2 separate regions of the Mus musculus genome follow, and region 2 is linked to region 1. A link is a contact called in ENCODE POLR2A ChIA-PET data. All regions are on one chromosome and are shown on one strand. The core of a region is the stretch at or near the end of the contact, and the rest is flanking DNA. Distances in the headings are between cores, read along the strand shown. Region 1 holds the start of Uhrf1 (ubiquitin-like, containing PHD and RING finger domains, 1). Region 2 holds the start of Rpl36 (ribosomal protein L36).

Region 1 (7,857 bases), core at 3,498-5,997:
CAAGAGGACAGACAGTCTAAGAGCCTAAATGCTCAACTCCCACTCAATGACCTCAACAATAACTGAGTCCAGCAACAGGTAAATCCAGGACTCAGTCTCAACTCCTGGCTAACTTCTAAGACTGAGACTAAAAACCCCAGGGCAGGGGCTGTGCACACACTAATGTGCAGAAGACCCTGGGCTCCATCCCCAGCACTACACAAACCTGTCATTCCATCTCAAGGAGAAACAAGCTCAGGGTTATCCTTGGCTACACAGAGAATGACTACAACTTGGGCTACACGGGACCTTTATCTAGATAAGTAAAAGCTGGTGAGATGGCTCAGCCGGTAAGAGCTCTTGCCCTGTGAGTCCACAGTGGAAGGAAGCACCAACTTTCAACACTGTCCTCTGACCCCCATACACACGGAGGTGCACGCACACACAGTAACAAGGAAGTTTAAAAAAAAAAAAAAATCAACAACTAACATTTTCAGACAAGACTGGCCTTGAACCTGAAACCCAGTCTCAGCCTCCAGAACAGCCTGATAGGCAGGCCTTGGTCCAACCACTTTGTTCCTGACACATTGGGGTAGGGAGGGAGGAGAGCAACCAAGTTACCTGTAGCCCAGCTAACCCTGAACTCTACAGGTAGAGGAGACAGACCCAGTGCTGGAACTAAAGGTATGGTTTTTCCAGGGTATTTCCAGGGTACTCAAGCATTTAACCAACACTGTCAGCATGGCTCATGCAATCATCAATGAGACCAGCTAAGGAAAAGTTGAAAGGGAAGTATTCCAAGGGGCTCCTGGGTGATTTCTAGAGACTGTCTTAACAACGGGGAATCCTGACATAGAAACAGAACACCCTGAGTGTACATCTCCCTGGGGGGACCCTGGGTTGATAATCTGGTGACGCCATCAAGCCAGGTCCTGCTCAACTCATAACACATCACCATGTGCAGCAGCCACCAGTCAGCCATGCTTGTCATTTGGGACACGAAAGGTTAAGCTGCCCATGACCAGGGAGGCAAGGAACTTAACAACATTAAAGCCTGAACATACTGAGCACACTCAAGACTACAGCTCTTTTCACAGGCAGTCTCAAGATAACATGGGTCTACCAGACACATCTCACATCTGCCCTAGCAGGGATGCTGCTCAGAGCCCCCTCCCACACACCCGACACCCTGCTCACAGGCAAGGAGGGGCCAGCACATCAAATCCAGACACCAGCTAGCTCCTTTCAGTTCTCAGTGGATGGAGGCATCTGGGCCACAAGAGCAAAGGAGAAAGCCAACGAGTCATGAACCATCTAAAACTTTCTGAAGAATGGACTACTTGCATGGGTTTCTGTTCCTATCAACCACCACAGAAGCAGGCTTCCCCTAGCTCTCTGCTTGTCCCCTACCTTCCAGCCCCTTGCTCCCTCCCCATGACCGACCTGCTGTGTCCTAGTAGCCCCAGCAGCTGGGGAAGAGACCAGAAGCCAGGCCCCAACCCTTGACAAAGCCAACAGTGCTACAGTATGGAGAGAGGTAGGGAAAGGGACCAGGTAGTAACATGTGCTGCAGGTTTGCTACAGGTTAAACTGTTAACAGTGAGGCTGGGCACACTGCTCATTCCTTTAGGCAGAGAGGCAGGCAGATCTAAGTTCAAGGCCAGCCTAGGCTACCTGAAACCCTGTCTCTCAATAAAACACCACCACTGTTTAGGGAGAACCTGGACAAGCATTCCCACCTTTGATGGTCCCAGAAGAAAGTGAGTCCAGTGACCTGATAGAAGACATAGGCAGCCAGTTAAAAACCAGGAGTTAAAGACTGAGTCTCTGCAGTGGGTATGGTCACTTATACCTCTTCCATGTTCTGTGAACTTGACCCACTACACACAGTTCCCAGGAAACACACTGGGTATGAAAGGAAATGAGTCTCCACAGCGGGCAATTGAACACGGCGTCAACACACCACCCAGCTAAACAATACCCCCACTCCCATCCAGGAGAGCGGGCAGTCACAGCCAGCCCCTCCTGGGGCCAGGGAGGGGGTCCAAAACCAAACCCTTGGACCTGGACACCAGAGGGCAGCAGTGCCCTGCCCAACCATAAAGGTGAGTACAGGCCACAAAAACCTGGCAAATCGACTTTGGCCCCTTCTCTGCTGGCAGCAGTGCACTCAGCGCCAAATGGGCCTCACAGGCGCTTGCCCCACCCGAGACCCCAATGCTAGCACAGGCAACTCTCAGTACCTCTAGACACCAATAAAAGATAGCCCAGCTAGAGGACAAGGATAAGATGCCCCAAGTGCGGGCAACTGGGCTGCAAAGATGACTGGAGAGGTGTAACACGGGTTTAGGCACCAAGAAGGGCCACTGGCCCCATTTTCCCCACAAGCCTAGACTAATCAAATGGATCCTCGGGGGAGGGGTGTGTGTGTTGCTGTCTTATGGAAACAAGCTGCAGGCAATCAGGGTGGATCTCAAAAGTAAAACCTGGTCCCCTCTTACTGCCGACACGTGAAGACTGTTAAACACATTCCAAGCAGAAACTACCTTGGGGCCCTCTATGGCCACTTCAAACTATCTCAAGAAAGATAACGTTTAGGAGAGAGTTTAAAAGATAATAAAGAGTACCAGGCTTCAAAGCACGAGGCCAGCTGGCCAGCTGCTGAGGAGGCCTGCCTTTGTTCGCCCCCTCCTCCTCCCCAGCAGCTGAGGCATCTCCTTCCAGGAGGGGGGCGGGAACTGACTGGCGACTTGAGGGGGGGCGCGGGCCTATTGCTTGGTGGCTTTGAGAAGCAGGGTGCTTGGAACAAAGCTCAGAGGGTGGATGAATGGAAAGGCGCCAGTGGCCCCCTTACCTGTTTGCCCCTATAAAAGAGTCTCTGTAGTTGGGGTTCCACGTGAAACACTTCCTCAATCTTTTTCCTCAGCTCCTGCACCTTGGTCAACCTGGACAGAGAGTTCACGGTGTGGGTCTCCTTCCCATCCATAGTTCGAACCTGGATCCACATGATGCCGATGTACTGGAGAGAGAGAGAGAGGGAGACAGAGGGAGACCCCCCCCTCCAGTCAGTGGGGCCTGCCAGGAAGGAGGAGGGGAAGTAGAGTACCCTCGCCCCGTTACATCGGATTGAGCAAAGGAAGCAACTCCCACGATCAATCTCCTGTAGTCCTGGCCTCCTACATAGGGCAAGACCCCACCCTGGGAGGACCAGGTGGCATAAATTAGGCACTTAAAAGTTTTAATAACCGGCGAGTGGGGACACTTGAATGTGAATTGCCAAAACACTCTGGGTGATCCAAGAACATCCATCCACCACGCTTCCAATGAGGGAAGAGGGAAAAAATGTCCATGGCGGGATAAAGACCCTGGTCGGGCTGAAAAGTGCCAGCAGCTACTCATTCATTCATTCATTCATTCATTCATTCATTCATTCCACGTAGTCTTAAGTCCCAGTAACTGGAACTCGCCAACTCCGAAGCGGACTGGAACCTCTCAAGTCCCAGGAGGGAGAACTCGGTCACAGAAGGCAGGGGCCCCCGCGCACGCACACACACACACACACACACACACACCACTCAGGACTCCCCCAAAGTTCCAGACCCGTGCCTCCCGCGCGCGTACTTAGAGCAAGACACCCCCCCGCCGTGGCCATGGCAACCGGCAGTCCGGGCCGGGCCACCCGTTAGCGCGCGCTTGTGGCCACAAACTCACCTGAACCCCACCCACAGCTGGCTGCCCTAACTTCCCCTCGGGACACAGACCCTGGCCTCCCGGAAAGGCGCTTTAAAGACCCGGGAGGCACAGAGCCCACGCCCACATCCGCCGCCGCCGCCCAGGCCAGACCCCTGGAGCCCCGCCGTTTAAGTTCCGCCCTTCCCGGAGAGCTCGCTGCTGATTGGCTCCTCCCGGGCTACGTGCCCCGCCCTCCTCGCATGCGATTGGCCTAGATGACCTCGGAGACGCCTGGGCGCGCGAAACCCGACTCGGGCGCGACAATTGAATCTCGGGGAGTGTCCGCTCTTAGGCGTGGAGCCGCGTGCACTTCCCCGCCGGACCCCACGCGTTTCCCGCGAACTTTAGCGGCACCCAGGAGAGTGAAAAACCAGGTGCAGCGTGGAGGATTCCTCTCAAGTTGCCCCTCAACGGATGCAGAAGCACGCATGCGCAGTGGCTGTGCAATGCCCCGAGCCACGCGCGGGAAACTTATGCCAAGTTTTCGGGTCTAACCGTGTGCACAGGGCCGGAGAGGGAGGCTCAGCGTGGAGGACACAACTCGGATTCCTCTTACAAGAGGTGTGGAACCCACGCGTGGGCAATGGCCCTCTGCAGATCTCACCCCACGCGCGGGAAAGTTTTGCAAAGCTCCCCCCCACGACCCGGGCCGTCAACGTAGTGCGCCTGACCAGTAAGAGGGCTAAGCGTAGAAGACACCCATCGGATCCCCTGAAGCAAGCCCCCGCAGCCTTGTGTGAGAAGGGTTCCTTTCAGTTTTGCGTGGTGCCCCGCGTGCCACTGTGTGCATAGAACGCGCTCTTCCACTCACCTCTCTCACGGCGGCGATCCGCACTCTCCTCTCCCTTGGAACGCCTGGTTCTAGGCTAGGGCTCTGCGGCTGGGTGACCCAGAAGGGAGCCGCGTGAGTGGCTGAAGACCCAAGTGAGCACTAGAGCGCGGGTTCCTTCCAGCTGCTAGGACTTTTTTTCCCGCGAAAACTCAGGGCGTTTTTATTAGTGTGCACAGGCTGCTGCGGGAGACTTCCACCCCAATTGGGTGGGGAGGGCTCTTGATTCCTGATTGGCTGGCGCTGTGGCGGGAAGCGAGAAAGCAAGTGGGGCGTCCGCATGACTAAGGATCTACCCCACCCCCGGCTCCGCCCAACGGGCCATGGACTTTCCCTGCCGGCTATGCTCACTTTACCAAGAAGGCCCAGTTCCCCCACCATGTAAACCTCATAGCATTCCTGGGAGAGGAGAAAGGGACACCACCACCACCCCGAGACTTCTGACCACACTACATGTCTATTCCTTCTGAGCTGGACAAACTTTGACCTCTTAATCTAAGCAACCCTGAATCTATATTCATATCCCCTAGGGGAACTTGAGGGGTGCCTCCCCACCAGATACCCTGCACCCCATGTCAGGTCTGAGCTCATTGAGTAACAGAACACTACAGATGGTCTCTCATGCTACCCATCCGCAGGGCTTCTTTTCCTGCCTGGTTTCCCCACCCCCACCCTGCCGGTCAGCAAGCTGTCCAGGCGTGCAGGGCCTCCCTGCCCCCTCCACCCCGGCGGCCTGCTCTGTTCTAACCATTCTTGGCGGACACTTGGCGCGCGCTGGGCATCTGTGCAATAACTAGTGGATAGAGAAACCAGAGTTAGGGGGCCCAACTGCTTGTGAGGCACACCCTCCCCTCCAGCATTTGCCATCTCTGGGAAAGCAAATCCTGACCTAGAAAACAGTGGAGAAGAAAATAATGAACATAGAGGACAATTCCAGGTACATCCACAAGTCATGAGGTCAGAAGTGACCAGTGGCCACGTGGGGGCTGGGACAGAGGCACTTCCGGCTGAGGAAGCCAAGGACACATGAGGTATAAAGAAGGCTTAGAGGGGAAGGCAGGAGGAGGCACCTGGACTGGAACAAGTAAGGCATCAGAGGCCGAGTGAAGGACGTTGGTTTTAAAGGTCCTTAGCAGAAAGACTTCCAATTTTTGTTTAACTGTGTTTGTTTTTTAAAAGAGTCTCACATAGCCCAGGCTAGCCTTCAACTTGCTCTGTAGCTGAAGATGACTTAGAACTCCAGAGCCTCTTGCCTCCATCTTGCTAGTTCTGGGCTAACAGGTATTGCACTAACCCCAGACCATTTGTGGGGCTCGGTAGAAGTTGTCCCTCCAAAGATGTTTCAAGTATCTTTCCGTGAGCCCCAAAGGTCTCCAGGCCCTCACCTCTCACCTCCAAGAGCTGGGAAAACAGGGATTTCTAATGGTAAGGAAAGATTTCCCAGATGGTCATTAGCCTCCTGACACCCTCCTGGCACTCAGGCACTTGGAAAGTAAAGCCAGGAGGATCAGGGGTCGAAATCCATCCCTAGCATGGGCTACAAAGACCATCTCAAAAAAATGCATGTAACAAAGATAATTAACATTAAAGGTCAAGGCGAGGGGCTGGAGAGATGGCTCAGCAGTTAAGAGCACTGGCTCCTCTTCCAAAGGTCATGAGTTCAATTCCCAGCAACCACATGGTGGCTCACAACCATCTGTAATTGGGTCTAATGCCCTCTTCTGGTGTATCTGAAGACAGCAACAGTATACTCATATAAACATAAAATAAATATTAAAAAAAAAAGTCAGTGGGGCTGGTGAGATGGCTCAGTGGGTAAGAGCACCCGACTGCTCTTCCGAAGGTCAGGAGTTCAAATCCCAGCAACCACATGGTGGCTCACAACCATCCGATCACGAGATCTGACTCCCTCTTCTGGAGTGTCTGAAGACAACTACATAGTGTACTTACATATAATAAATAAATAAATCTTAAAAAAAAAAAAAAAAAAAAAGTCAGGGTGAGCCTGGCATTGGTGGCGCACACCTTTAATCCCAGCACTTGGGAGGCAGAGGCAGGCAGATTTCTGAGTTTGAGGCCAGCCTGGTCTACAGAATGAGTTCCAGGACAGTCAGGACTACACAGAGAAACCCTGTCTCAAAAAAGAAAAAAAAAAAAAAAAAAAAAAAAAAAGCTTCACTGGTAAAGGTGCTTGCAACCAAGACTGAAAACCTGGCTCAATCACCGGGCATGACACACACAGTGGAAGAAAACTGACTTCTATGAGCTCCAACTTTCATGTGCATGTGGCCGCACACACAATAAACAAGGTGACGTGATGTCACTGTTTATGAAAACAATTGAACAAGACCCAGACCACAATGAACAGGATCTGCCATGGAGCATCAGGACATCTGGTTTAGGCTTTAGTGTCCTGAAACTCGCTATATACCCCAGCTGACCCCAAACTTAGCAGTCCTACTGCCTCACAGTGTTGGAATTAAAGGCATACTAGTTCTTTTACTTTAAGGGTCACACAAAGTTGCCCAGGCCAGCCTCGAACTGTTTTGAGCTTCCTGCATTGGCCTCCTAAGTTGCTGTGGTGACAAGCCTGAAGCTCCAGGCCCAGGTTTGTTGTGGATAACCTTGGGGCTAATTATATTCGACATTAATTCTGTTCTCCTGTGAGTGGCTGAGAAGGAGGAACTAGTCAACACTCAGGTGATTTCCTATAAACCTGCTTCCCACCTTAATTTGTAAAATAAAGGAGAGCTGATAATTGGGCAGATAAAAAGGGGAGGTAGAGCAGAAGGTAGGAGAGAGAAGGAGAAAATGGAAGAGGGAGAGGACGCAGAGGAGGAGGAAGAAGAAGAAAAGTGGAGCAGAAGCACATGGCCTGGAGAAACCCCAAGTTCTAAGGGGTCTCATAAACTGTGGGAGATGGTAGTGTAGCAGTAGATCTGTCCAATCTAGGCGCACAACTTGTATTCATACGAATTGAGTGAAGTTTTCATTGCCGGGGCATATTTGGGAGGAGATTTACTGCAACACAGATTGGAGGGTTCTGGTTTGCTATATGTCCTAGTATGCTAGAATCAGGACTGGGGTGTGGGTGGTCCTGGAGATGAGGGAAAAGGACCAGGGATTCAGGTCATCCTTGAATACAGAAGAAGCTCAAGGCCCAGGCTAGCAGAGCACCTGTCCCCTTTCCGGAACATTGGGTGGAGCGATGTCACAGAGGACACCACAGCTGCAGAACCCAGGGGAATCTGGATGATACTCGGGGGATGGGGAGGATGAGTCTCCCCCGCCCAATCTCCCATGTCTGTGGTGAAGTC
Region 2 (7,857 bases), core at 3,764-6,263, 310 kb before region 1:
CAGAGTGATGAGAACTTGGACTTGGCTCGGGCCCAGGCTGTGCTGGAGGAGGACCACTACGGCATGGAGGATGTGAAGAAGCGTGTCCTGGTGAGGCTCATAGCATGTGCACGACCATACTGCCCAGGGCAGGTTGCCTCATTTTGTCCTTATTCCTCCCAGTAGAGAACCAGTAAGCTATCCACTGGGACTCACAATGGCCCTGGTGGATGAGTGGCAGAAGCTTGGTGTACTGTACTGGGTGGGGGTTGTTGTGACAAGTTATGCTTTGGGCCAGGCTATGGAAGAGGGGCCCCTAACATGATTAACACCGCCAACTCCAGCCTGACTTCAGCCCAGGGAAGCCACACGCTCCTGCAGCCACAGCTCCAGTCATCCCAGCCTTTGTGACCCCGTGAAGCTGCTGGATGATAGCCCCTTGGTCTTTGCTCTGGGGGTCTGCATCCTATGCACTGAGCCATCTTGGCTTCCACAGGAGTTCATTGCAGTCAGCCAGCTCAGAGGCTCCACACAAGGCAAGATCCTCTGCTTCCACGGCCCACCGGGGGTGGGCAAGACCAGCATTGCACGCTCCATTGCCCGTGCCCTTGGCCGAGAATACTTCCGTTTCAGTGTTGGTGGCATGACAGATGTGGCAGAAATCAAGGGGCACAGGTAGGTAGGCTGGGCCTGCAACCCACCTGACTGGGCAAACACAGTGTGACCCAGTCTACAACCGTGCTCCTGTTCTCTTCAGGAAGATTGGGGTTTGGACTGGGCAGAGTAGAGTATGCCAGGCCTGGGTGTCCATGTGGTTGGGTGGGACAAGGAGGTACACTAGTTGTTGGTCAGCCTGGTCTTTGTTTTGCTTCTTGAGACTTGTTATGTAGCCTTTGCTATCATGGAATGCCCTAAGTGGACTGGTTTGGCCTTGAATTCAGAGATCCTCCTACCTCTTCCAAGTGTGGGATTAAAGACATGCACCTGAACTTCATCCCCTAGCATACAGCTAGTGGGGGATCCTGGATGTGAGGAGTAGCCAGCTTGCAAGAGTGTGGGAGGTGCTGGGCATGGTGGTGCACACCTTTAATCCCAGCACTTGGGAGGCAGAGGCAGGCGGATTTCTGAGTTCGAGGCCAGCCTGGTCTACAGAGTAAGTTCCAGGACAGCCAGGGCTACACAGAGAAACCCTGTCTCAAAAAAACAAAACAAAACAAACAGAGTGTGGGAGGCATGGGAGCCTAGCAGGCTTTGAGTTGAGCAGAGACCAAGCTGAGTGCAGCAGACAGATGCCTTCATTATAGGCCTGTGGTTGTTCCAGGTCCCAGTGTGGAAAGAGGCTCTGTAGACAGAGGCCGGCTGCTAAGGTAGTCCTATAGTCTAACACTACAGGAAGTGCCTGGCCTGGTCAGAGCAGGTAGCCTCACAGTGCCTCATTTACCATCCCAGCACTCAGGGTTAGGCAGGCCACACACACCGTGCTCTAGAGCGCTAGCCCACCTGGACTACTTAAGATCCTGCTTGGGAAACAAAAGAGCAGAGCTCCCATGGCTCCCACTCCCCTAGACCCTGCCCAGCACCATGGACCAGAGTCTCACTGCTCCCCTAGCTGCCTGGTCCCTGTCCCATGTACCTGTACTGTCCATTCAGTTCCCTCTGGCCTATTTCAGCCTTGTCTTCTCTGTACCTTTCCTGTCATCTCATGCACCTGTTCCCAAGCTTAGATGACATCCTTGTTCATCCCTTGCTGTCTGCCCTACTGAGCCTGAGTGTGGGTCCATGCCCCTGTGAAGATTCATCCAGGCCAACCCCCACCTCTCAGTGCATAGGGAAGTGAGGTGGGCATAACTGCAGACTGTGTGGCCAAGTGCTGGCTAAAGGAGAGCATTGGGTAACTACCCTGTGTGAGGTCAGAACGGCTTCCAAGTGGGCCATGTGGTGGTATCAGCACACTGACCCATACTGAGTGTTGCCTCCCACAGGCGTACCTACGTGGGGGCCATGCCTGGGAAGATCATCCAGTGTCTGAAGAAGACCAAGACAGAGAACCCGCTAGTGCTCATTGATGAGGTGGGGTAGGCTCTGGGGACAGGAGGGACAGTTCACTGCACAGCTTATCCTGTAGTGTTGGAGCCAGGTATAGTTTGTCCTATGGCGCCTGCCTTTCCCAATTCAGGTGGACAAGATTGGCCGAGGCTACCAAGGGGACCCGTCATCAGCACTGCTGGAGTTGCTGGACCCTGAGCAGAATGCCAACTTCCTGGACCACTACCTGGATGTGCCAGTGGATCTGTCCAAGGTGAGTGTGACTCATGTGGCTAGGTGCTAGTGCTATGGGAGAGGGGACACCCAGCTTCCAGCATCCTGTGCCCCCCTTGTCACCCAGGTGCTATTCATCTGCACGGCCAATGTCATTGACACCATCCCAGAACCACTGAGGGACCGCATGGAGATGATCAATGTGTCTGGCTATGTAGCACAGGAGAAGCTGGCCATCGCAGAGGTATGTGGGGTTCTGTGGGGTGGAGGGGCACCAGATCAGACTTGGCTCTCACAATAGTCTTGAGTGCCTGGCAGGTGATGGGCAAAGATCTCAGGTGAGCACAGCCTAGGGTGACACTTTGGGGCCTATCGTCTTCAGGACAGGGCTGTGATTCTCTACTCTGTGCTTCTGAGAAGGGAGGGCTGGGTTGGTGCAGTGGGTGAGGAGATTAGGACCCTAGGGCACCAGGAACAACATGGTGGGTGAGGACAACAGGCATTGCTGACAGCTGCTCCCCACAGCGGTACCTGGTGCCACAGGCCCGCACCCTGTGTGGCCTAGATGAGAGCAAGGCCCAGCTGTCAGCAGCAGTGCTCACACTGCTCATCAAGCAATACTGCAGGGAGAGTGGTGTGCGCAACCTACAGAAGCAGGTGGAGAAGGTAAGCCCGCCCACGGGCCCACCCACTACACAGGGCATGCCTCTGCCTAGCAAATGCCCACCTACACCCACCCACCCACCCACTTCAGGTGCTGCGCAAGGCTGCATACAAGATCGTAAGTGGGGAGGCCCAGACAGTACAGGTGACACCTGAGAACCTACAAGACTTTGTTGGGAAGCCTGTGTTCACAGTGGAGCGCATGTACGAAGTCACACCTCCTGGCGTGGTCATGGGTTTGGCCTGGACTGCCATGGGTGAGCATAGCACCCACATCTTTCTGCCTGGCCAGCTGGCTGCTACAAATGTAAATAAAGACGGGGCCTGGATAGATAATGCAGGCTACCAGTGCTATGGAGTCTTCAAGTGCAGAATTGGAGTGTAAGGAACAAATTTAGCCTTTTCCACCTTCCAGGGGGCTCTACATTGTTTGTGGAGACATCTTTGAGGCGGCCCCAGCCTAGTGGCAGCAAGGAGGACAAGGATGGCAGCCTAGAGGTGACAGGTCAGCTGGGAGATGTGATGAAAGAGAGTGCCCGCATAGCCTACACCTATGCTCGTGCCTTCCTGATGGAGCAGGACCCTGAAAATGACTTCCTAGTCACCTCACACATCCACCTGCATGTGCCTGAGGTAGGCCCATCATTCACCCCCCCCCCCCATAGCACCCATCAGCGCAGCAACTCACCACTGCCTCTCCCCACAGGGTGCTACCCCCAAGGATGGTCCCAGCGCAGGCTGTACTATTGTCACTGCACTGCTGTCCCTGGCTCTGGGCCAGCCAGTGTTGCAGAACCTGGCTATGACTGGGGAGGTCTCCCTCACTGGCAAGGTGTTGCCTGTGGGTGGCATCAAGGAGAAGACCATTGCGGTGAGTGTCTGCCGCCTGTACCCCTGACCACCTCAGGGTGGAAGAGCACCCAGCTGACACATCTTTCCACAGGCTAAGCGTGCAGGTGTGACCTGCATCATTCTGCCTGCTGAGAACAGAAAGGACTACTCGGATTTAGCTCCTTTTATCACAGAGGGCCTTGAAGTTCACTTCGTGGAACACTATCGGGACATATTCCCCATTGCCTTCCCCCGGCGAGAGCACAGGGAGGCACTGGCCGTGGAGAGATGACACAGGGGCCTGGGACTAAATAAATCATGGTGTGGCGGAGCCACGAGCACAGCTGTAGAATCATGAATAAAGAAAACCTTTCCAAAAGCCCTAAGCCTGAGTCTCAGTGTCGCCGTGAGCTCACACATACACAAAACTGTAGGAACCATCTTTTATTGGGGGAGGGTTCATCAATCCTTCTTGGCCGCCGCCTTCCTCATGGCTGCCAGCACGTTGCTCAGCTCCTCCCGCTTTCTCTTGGCGCGGATGTGCGTGCCCACCTGCGAGGAGTAGTCGCATGTCACCCAGGGCCACTGCAGCCAGCCACACCCCCACCCGTGCTCGGTGCAGCACGCTGCCTACCCTCTTCTTGATGAACTTGAGTGCGCGCTTGTCCTTGGACACTTTGAGCAACTCCATGGCTCGCCGCTCGTAGGGTGCGAAGCCGCACACCTCCCGGATCATGTCCCGCACGAACTTGGTGTGTTTGGTGAGGCGCTGCGAGCACAGCCCCGAGGTCACGAACCCCAAAATGGGCCTTACAGGGGGCCGAACGCAACAGCCCACCGACCGACTCCCAGTCTCAGACGCCCAATCAACGACCGGGCCCACGAACCACTCAGACCTTCCCATTCCAACGACACAGAATCTACGCAGGTGTCGATATTCACTTCTTCACCCCCGTCCCCATCTCTGACGAGGCGGTCGCGTCCCCAGCACTCACCCCGCGTCGCCGGCTGTGTCTCGGCTTACTGACGTTTTTCGTCACCTTGTGGCCCTTGTTGAGGCCCACGGCCATGGGGTAGCGCAGAGCCATGGCTGTGGGCAGCGGGGACAAGACAGCGGCTGAGACACGGTACCTCGGCCCGCGCCCGCCCGCATGCCGGCCCGCAGGGACTCCCCATGGGGCCGGGATGCCCGATGGGGGCAGATGAGCCCCGACGAGGCCCACTTACCTGATGCTCTCCGATGGCGGCCGGGACAGGAAGAACGGCACCGCGCAGAATCCTGGGATATATGCCACTTGCAGGCCTTTCCGGCTAGAGAGACAGGCGCGCTGCGGGCGACCTCTGGTGGCCGGAGGTTCTACGGCACCCGTGAGACCTCGGCTTGGGAATCATCCCTTAGGTTAGGAGTTGGAATGCTGCCTCACACTGTTGTTAGCTGTTGAAGTAATTTAATCTCTGACAATAAAAGTGCTTTTGAGGGGAATGGGCTCTGTAGAGATGTCTCAGAGGTTAAGAGCCCTGTCTGCTCTTCCAGAGGTCCTGATTTCAATTCTCAGTTAACCACATGGTGGCTAATAACCATCTATAATGAGATCTGGTGCCCTCATTTTGCCTGATGGTACACATGCAGGGAGACCGCTGTATACATAATAACTAATTAAATAAACAAATCTTTTTAAAAATGACTTTAAAGAGTGCTTTTAAAATTTTTTGTTTGTGTCGGGCGTGGTGGCGCACACCTTTAATCCAGCACTTGGGAGGCAGAGGCAGGCGAATTTCTGAGTTCGAGGCCAGCCTGGTCTACAGAGTGAGTTCCAGGACAGCCAGGGCTACACAGAGAAACCCTGTCTCGAAAGAGAGAGAGCATGTGCCACTACAAACTTGCAGAGGTCAGAAGTCAGTTTACAGAACTCCGTTTGCCTTCGTCATGGAGGGTTCCGGATCCAACAGATCAATAGATCTGTCACAACAGTCACAACAAATCTGTCCGGATCAATAGACTGATCCTTATGAACTGTTTCGTTGAAGGAGTTTCGCGTCCCCTGGAGGCCTTGGGGTAGAGAGGGCTGCAAATTATCTAGAATCACAGGCTGTGCCCCCTCACTCCTCTCCTTCCTCACTTTTTTTCTGTGAGCTATGGTCTCGTGCAGCCCAGGCTGTCCTGATAATGACAGGCGTGTAACACCCAAGTGCTCCAGCAGCTGAGCTGTACTTGAGCCTCCTCCTCTCCTGCCTCAGCTTCCCACACTCCACGCTCTGTCAGCCTGAGGAATTCCAACAGTAGAGAACATAAGAGAATCCAACTCTCATTACGAAGCAGGGCATGGATGTACCAGGATGCAGTACTCTGGAGGGAGCAGAGGGCAAAACTCGTCAGCAGCACAAGTACTTGGATAAGAGTGGGAGGGGCCAACCCAGATAGGCGGGGCCTGTGGGTAGCATCACCCTGGGATGGAGCTAAGGCCCTCGTGGGGATCCTCAGCCTGCGTGCCAAGAGGGTCCACTCTGGTACCCTAGGGTGGCTGTGCTGATGATCAGGCCTGAGAAGAGTCCAAAGAAGGTAGGAATAGGTCCTAGAACACAGGAGGGAGAGGAAACTTGAGCAGGAGCCGGGGCGAGGCAAAGCTGGGCAGGGGCGGAGCTTAAGACAGAAAGAGGGAATGGAGGAGAGGGGGCGGAGCCAATCTGGGCAGGGGCGGGGTCTTTTACGCAAGAGGGAGGGGAAATGAGCAGGACCTGCTGTCCAAACCAAGGTGGGGGTGGGGTGGGGTGGTAGAACACAGCAGGGGCTGGACTTGAATGCAGGAGGGAGGCTAAACTTGAGTGGGAGCTGAGGGCAGAGACCAAGAAGGGCAAGGGCGGGGCCTAGTATCCAAGAGGCAAGCCTCTGGCCCATGGGGAGTAGGTATTTCTTGATGCCCAGGGCGCCATCCTCCAATGTCCCCCTATATTTGCAGGTACACAGAGTATTTTGCTGTATCTCTATCACTGCAGTTTCTGTTAACAAGCACACACTGAAAGGTATATTCCTGTTGACATTTAGCCAGGGAAGAAACAGCCTCAGGTCTGGAACAAGTTATAAGGAAGTTGGATGAAGAAAGTGCTCTCAAGTTCTCCCATTCTTCCCTCCCACTCACACTCACTTCCTACCCCCATCCCAGCCCTGCACCCACACACAGGGAGGCTCGCCTTCCGTGTGTGAGCCTTAGTGGGACATAATGAAGATGTCCTGCTGCCAACATCCTTCCTTCTTCCTCAGACCACTCACTCTGGTCATTCTGGGAGTGGGGGGAAAACAAAGCCCTGGGCCCCTTAAAGGGTCCTCCAGGAGCCAGTCCAAACTGCCCAGTCTGCTCAGCTTTGTCCCAGGTCCTGGGCCTGTGCACTGGCTGAGTTCTTGCTTGGACGCTCTTCCCTAAAACTTACTTCTTTCAAATCTTAGGTCCAAAGATACACTGTCTAAGCGCTACTGGCAATGCCACATGCTACCTTGCCATGTTCTAGGCTCCTCTCACCCATTCTTAGTCATGAGGGTTGGTTTATTTTAGTTCTGGGTGAAAAGGAGAAAATGTCACCATAGACACTGGACATGTCTGTAAAAGCAGGAATGAGGAGGCCCAGGCAGGAGAATTCAGCTTTGGTCCATATGAGTTCCAGACCAATCACGTACAAAGAATAAGACCCCGTCTAAAAAAGAAAAAAACCCACAAAGCTGGGTGATGGTGGAACACACTTTAATACCAACACTTAAGAGGCAGATGCAGGCAGAGCTGTGAGTTCGAGGCCAGCCTGGGCCACAAAGTGAGTTCCAGGACAGCCAGGACTGTTAGACAAACCTTGCCTCAAAACAAGCAAGCAAACAATAACCAACCAAAGGCAAACCAAACCAAACCCAACACAAAAATAAGTAATAAAGAAATAAAGTTGTGTGTGGGGGGGGTCTTGTGTATGGTTGAATCGGAATGACCCCTACAGTTTCATGTATTTGAATGCTTGGTCCCCATTTGGTAGAACTGTTTGGCAAGGATTAGGAGATAAGTTTTCTTGGGGCAGGGGTGACAGTGGTGTGGACTTTAAGGTTTCAAAAGCCCACACAATACCCTGTAGTCTCTTTCAGCTTATGAG

What was found. ChIA-PET counts read pairs that join two places held with the same protein, here RNA polymerase II (POLR2A).
Region 2: POLR2A ChIA-PET joins it to region 1 with 16 read pairs in embryonic stem cell. The contact joins the promoter of Rpl36 here to the promoter of Uhrf1 in region 1. POLR2A ChIA-PET finds 5 or more read pairs at or near these places in 4 of 5 experiments (Patski and embryonic stem cell).

The regions. Positions count from the first base shown.
Region 1 is chr17:56,300,227-56,308,083 of GRCm38, reverse strand. It overlaps Uhrf1 (ubiquitin-like, containing PHD and RING finger domains, 1), which reads right to left and starts at 4,747. Exons shown (of 17, transcript NM_010931.3): 1 at 4,523-4,747; 2 at 2,834-2,998. The coding sequence starts at 2,986. It overlaps Arrdc5 (arrestin domain containing 5), which reads left to right and starts at 7,798. Exons shown (of 3, transcript NM_029799.1): 1 at 7,798-7,857. The coding sequence starts at 7,841.
Region 2 is chr17:56,610,551-56,618,407 of GRCm38, reverse strand. Rpl36 (ribosomal protein L36) reads right to left here and starts at 5,013. Exons shown (of 4, transcript NM_018730.3): 1 at 4,960-5,013; 2 at 4,728-4,822; 3 at 4,367-4,501; 4 at 4,162-4,284. The coding sequence starts at 4,820. The coding sequence ends at 4,195. Lonp1 (lon peptidase 1, mitochondrial) reads left to right here. Exons shown (of 18, transcript NM_028782.2): 9 at 1-90; 10 at 476-654; 11 at 1,962-2,049; 12 at 2,156-2,278; 13 at 2,366-2,482; 14 at 2,764-2,904; 15 at 2,993-3,158; 16 at 3,317-3,534; 17 at 3,608-3,772; 18 at 3,845-4,111. The coding sequence ends at 4,024.